2 separate regions of the Homo sapiens genome follow, and region 2 is linked to region 1. A link is a loop called in an ENCODE intact Hi-C map of the cell type or tissue named here. Cell type or tissue: PC-3. All regions are shown on one strand. Each heading gives the region's core, and the rest is flanking DNA. Links, peaks and the distances in the headings are about the cores only. Region 1 overlaps AFG2A (AAA ATPase AFG2A). Region 2 overlaps AFG2A (AAA ATPase AFG2A).

Region 1 (2,824 bases), core at 15-2,514:
TCTACAAAAAATACAAAAAAGAAAATTTCTGGGCATGGTGGTGTGTACCTGTAGTCCCAACTATTTGGGAGGCTGAGACAGGAGGATTGCTTGAGCCTGGGAGGTGGAGATTGCAGTGAGCTGGGATCGCGCCACTGCACTCCAGCCTGGGTGACAGAGTGAGACTGTGTCTCAAAGAAAAAAAAAGTTACCAATAAGATATTTTGCATCCTTTTTTTCAAGCTAAGTCTTCAAAATCAATGTGTATGTTACACTTGTAGCACATCACAGTTTGGACTAGCCCCATTTTAAACATTTGATAGCTACATGTGCTGAGTGGCTAGTGGCCACTTGTGTTATATTAGACAACCCAAGCTAAATGAGTGCTATATAATTTATAGACTAAGGACTTTGATTTTCCATGATTAGAGTGTGCCCTGACATTTTAGGTGAGAGTAATTTTCATTGATGCATATTTAGCAGTGTTTTTCACCTTGACTTGCAGTGTAATCAGGGCTTCTTATTTTACAGTTGTAAAGAAAAGAGTAGATTACTGTGAGTCAAACAGAAACAAGTTTTAATTAAGACTATGCAAGCAAAGAACCTGATTGTATATTTTAACTTGTTGATTATTCGATTTAGTAAAACAAACCGTCATTACTATCAGATTTTAAAATAATCCCTCACCACAGGGTAATTGTTTGAATCTACCTATCAAGGTAGTTAAGGTATATCATCCATCCTCCTGGATATTCTATTATCTAATAGGATATCGACTTGGTTTGCATATACAAGTCTTCTCAAAAATCATTTACAAAAAGCATCTTTTTATACTTTAATGTCACCTTAGTAATAGTTTGGGGGATGTGTTTACATTATATGTGAGAATTACAAACCATTTTCTAGTCATCAGCTTGATTTTAATATGTTCTCTTTTGCTACTATTGTAGATTTTAGACTTGAGTTTTGGCATATTTTTTCCTTTATAACAGGAGAATGTTTTCAGAGCTTATAGTAACAGTTTAATGAACAATAAAAAGCAGAAGGGACAGGAGACAATATGTTGAGTACCGGCTGTATACAGAAGCTTTGTATATATTGCATGTATGTATACACACACACACAGTTACCCTTTTCTTTTTAAACAGATGAAATAGTCTGAGGAGAACTTGCCTAATATTTTATGAGGTAGTTAATAGTACTGTTGAGATTAAACTGGATTATTCCTCAGACTATGTCTTAAAATGGTGCTACAGGTAGCAGTAATTCGTTGACTGGAATTAGCATTTATGATGACCTACAAACTAGTCAGACCTCTTGAGCGCACAGCAGTCTTAGGTGAGTAATGATTGCTTATTAGAGAGGACTGGATATGTTTTAAATGAAAGCTCAGGTTTTAAAATTTTGTTTTAAAAAATCTTATGTTTTAAAAAATCTTATGTTTTAAATGTGGCAGCAGAGTATAGACAAGAAAGTTAACTTCCAGTTGGGAAAATCAGTCATTTTAGTCTGCTTAAATCCTTCAGTTGCAACTGTAAGATTTTATTATTAATAGTAATGTTAGAGCTCCTTCTAGTGGAAATTATTTTATGTGCAACTATTATTTTTTTAAAAGCAAAATTGGTTTGATATTTTTACTGTTTTTACATGTATTTGTAAATACCTTCTATTCAGAGTTTAACAAAAGCAATTTAAGTATAACTTGGTTTAGAGTTCCATAAACAAAAGTAAATGTAAGCATTTAAGGAGATACATGCAATTTTCTCATTAGTTTATACATATATTTGATTCATGAAATTTCCCCCTCATTGTATTTCTCTCTTGTTCTCTCTTTTATATGAATATATAGTTGATTCTCATTATTTGTGGTTAGTTATGTTCTATTAAAGTTGCCTTGAACACCGTTAGCAAATACTGAACCATTTCTCCTAGAGGGAAATACGTATGTGTGTGTATATACATACATGCAACACACACAATATATGTAGCGTATGTATATATATAATATATATACATACACACACATTTTACATAGATTATAACCTTAAAACTCCAAAGTAATTCTTTCTGGTAGATTTTATTTTCTTTATTTTACAAAACAGAAGAGGAGATTTAGAAGTGTTAGAAATGTTAAGGGACTTGCCTGAGGTGCTAGTGCTGGGATTCACACTCCCTCCAACTGACCCCAGGCCTGGAGCTTCTTCACTACACTGCTGTGTCCCCTATCACTTCCATTCTCTGGTCATCTCTGAATGAAAGCTGAAACAAGGCAGAGTGTCACCTCATCCTACATGGTAACATGGGTGTTGGGTCACCCAAATTTTTTGCTGCTCTTCCATGTCACTAATGACCACAAATGCTCTGTGAGTATTGATTTTGGGGTACACATAAGTTTTTGGGAGTTGGTAAATTTGCAAATACAGCATCCACAGGTATTGAGGATTGACTATATTGTATTATTACTGATAAAAGTGATTGGAAGCCAGACGCAGTGGCTCACGCCTGTAATCCCAGCACTTTGGGAGGCTGAGGTGGGTGGATCGCCTGAACTTAGGAGTTCGAGACCAGCCTGGGAAACATGGTGAAACACCGCCTCTACAAAAAATATATATGTATAAAAATTAGCTGAGCGTGGTGGTGAGCGCCTGTGTTCCCAGCTACTCCAGAGGCTGAGGTGGGAGGATCACTTGAGCCTGTGAGGTGGAGGTTGCAGTGAGCTGAGATCACACCACCGCACTCCAGCCTGGGTGACAGAGCGAGACCTCATCTCAAAAAAAAAAAAAAGTGATTGGAGAACAAGGTATTTTTTGACCAGATGGGCACACAGGCACATGCCACCACGTCT
Region 2 (2,824 bases), core at 270-2,769, 170 kb after region 1:
CACCATGCAAGGTCCCTCATACAAAATCACTTTCTTTATATCCCTCCCCACAAAAAAAAAAAAATATATATATATATATATATATATGTGTGTGTGTGTGTGTATATATATATATATATATCTTTTATCCACACTTTCCTCACATCCCTCTTTTTATTCATTGATTCCCTCTTATTTTGAACCATGGCCTAAATGTGCTGTATATATTCTGTAGTTATGGTGGGGAAAGTGCCTTCAGTATTTAGTGATAATTATAAAAAAGTTTAATATTTAATTCATTTCTCTTTCAGGTAGAACTCCCTGTGGAACATGAATTTTTTTTAACTATACTTTTGTTACTACTCAGATGATATATACTGTATCAAAAGTGTATGTCCTTGTCAAGTTCTCTAAAGTTTGTGAAATACAAGAGAATATGCAGTAAAATTTTAAGTCTGTTTCCTTTCCAGATACTTTTTCTCTGAAGAACTACTGTGGAACATTACTTATATTGTTTAATAGTACTATAAAGTTGTTTCCACACTTGTATGATTAGCACGTAATGTTCAAACTGTGCCATGAATGTGCTGGTAGAAACAAAACAGTTTTAAGGACAATTAAAACAACAACATCCTGTTATGAAGTAAAGACACAGTTTTTACCATCTTTATTGTCTGGAAGAAACTGTAGTAGGAATAAAAGAGGCGACGAAGAGTTAAAGTACATTTTATGTTTTTAGGCTAAAACTGATTAAAAAAAAAGATCATTGTAGGGTCAAAGAAATTGATATATATAGTGTAATTTTGGCTACATTAAATCCAGGCATTTGGCCTTTTAAATTAGCTAGCATATTTTACAATCTTGTTGCCTCTTACCCCACAACCTCTATGTTATGATGATTTTAGGTTAGTATGTTAAAACAAGGAGAATTCCTGGACTGTCACAGGAGTGAAATTGATATCATTATGTTACCCATGTGTTGTGCATATTTAGTGTCTCTTTTTGACAGTATTTCAGTTTCATGTCTTCTGGGGAGACTAAAGCCAAAGTTTCTTGGGGATTCTGGTGTTTTAGCAAAGACAGTGAGACACATAGCTCAAGAACTGCGTTATTTTACTCCTTGCTATGTCACATTTACATGTCAGACTCATTTGCTGTGATGTAGCACACTAGGCTGGTGAAATAATTGCTTGTGATGTCCCTAAGTCCCCGAGGCTTTTTTCTACCTCCTGCTTAGATAGTGAAGAGAAGTTGAAGTTGAGTCCTCTAGTGTTCATTTTGCGTAAGAGTGATAGGATGCGGTAGGACAGATGAAGATTAATGAGATTGTGTGATATCAAGTAGGCTCATTGTCTTTAGATTGATTGCTGATGGTCTGGATTTGCTTAGCATCAGGAGAGTTTAGAAACAAACAACTAATTTATTAATGATGCCCAAATAATAGTTAAATGCCCAAACTTTTGGAATTTATGTTGTTCATTGTTAACAACTGCTGTGTGGCCCCTTTAGAAGTGTCCAGTCCATGACATTTTATACATTTGTGTTGAATCTTAAGGAAAACATGATCATGTCTTCTTTCTCGGGTGATAAGCATGCCTCAAAATAGTTTTAATTCTGTGAATATCTTTGAATTCAGTTTATTTGGGTACTTTTAGTACGGATACCTACTATATAACAAGCTCCTAATAAGAACTATTAAATTATAAGCATTATCCCTAGCGTATAAACCTAGTTTTCTTGTAGTAGGAAATTTGAAGGACTTCAAAAATTTTACTTTAAGCCATCTATGGAAAAGATTGCCCAATTGAGAAAAATTGTGAAAGATATGTAGAAGTCTTAAATAATTTTGGTTTCAGGATTATTTTCTATTGTTGTGTTAGACTCATGGAGGTAGTAAATTGGCATTAATTTTCCTTACAGTTTTTCTGGAAGAGGAAATGTGCTTAATGAGCTAAATAAGACATAACATTTTGTTTTCTTACATTGTTGCAAATTGAAGTTGGGTTTTGTTGTTTGTTTGTTTTGAGATGCAGGTCTGGCTGTTTTGCCAGGCTGAAGTGCAGTGTCTATTCACAGATCATTAAGTTGTGCAGCCTTAAACCTTTGGACTCAAGCAATCTCCTGCCTCAGCCTCCCAAGTAGCTAAGATTATAGGTGTGCACCACAGCATCCAGCTTAAAATTTAGTTTTCTAGAAAGTTTTATGACATGGGGAAAAGTTAATTAACAATATTTAGGAATGTCCACAAATAAAAAGCTAAATATACGTATCTTTCGATATTCAAATGACTAGTATTCCAAAAATACCCTCAGAAGAAAGGCTACAAATGTTTCTTCATTCTCCATTTTTCCTAGTTATAACTATTGCTCTTCTAATATTACTCTTCTTAGCTAAGTCAGAACTAAAAAAAAAAAGCTGCAAGGACTAATTGACATTAATAGTTCAAATGAATCATAATTCTTTACTTTCCCAAAAGTATTTAAGGAATGGATGCCTATTAATCTTTCACATTGTTTATCAAAATGATGTGAATAGTCTTTGGTGAGCCATATTAAGATTAAAGCTGGAAAGCGTCCTGTACGGTTGTTTTCCAATTTCAGCTTTGCCATCTTTACACAAGACTCTCATAAGTGTTTTTGTTATTGTTGCTGGATTCTTCTTTTGTTTGTTTTTAAAACTCCAGGTGTTTTAACTTCTATGACAGTTATTATTCTTATCTTCTATGGCAGCCCCTTCCAAGTTTTGGCTTTGGGGATAGAGAATTGGGAGAGATCAGAGAAGAGAGACTGGTGAGAGGTTGTATGCATATGTGGGTCTTACTTCATTTCGATGTTCATAAGATAAA

Evidence for each region. A loop is a pair of places that touch in the nucleus more often than their neighbours do. Peaks named below come from ENCODE experiments on the same cell type or tissue, not always from the same donor. Only the 100,000 strongest peaks of a DNase experiment are listed, where the experiment ranks them.
Region 2: it touches region 1 in a loop (4-fold over the local background); 3 of 110 quality-filtered maps call a loop at or near these places.

What each region holds. Positions count from the first base shown.
Region 1 is chr4:122,929,526-122,932,349 of GRCh38, forward strand. The region is part of intron 3 of AFG2A (AAA ATPase AFG2A); the gene reads left to right. Among named protein-coding and RNA genes, the nearest start is that of AFG2A, 7.9 kb to the left of the region's middle. In PC-3, for the core only: a CTCF peak has its summit at 1,547 (motif pointing left); no DNase peak of the experiment used is centred there.
Region 2 is chr4:123,094,980-123,097,803 of GRCh38, forward strand. The region is part of intron 14 of AFG2A (AAA ATPase AFG2A); the gene reads left to right. Among named protein-coding and RNA genes, the nearest start is that of AFG2A, 170 kb to the left of the region's middle. In PC-3, for the core only: a CTCF peak has its summit at 1,237; no DNase peak of the experiment used is centred there.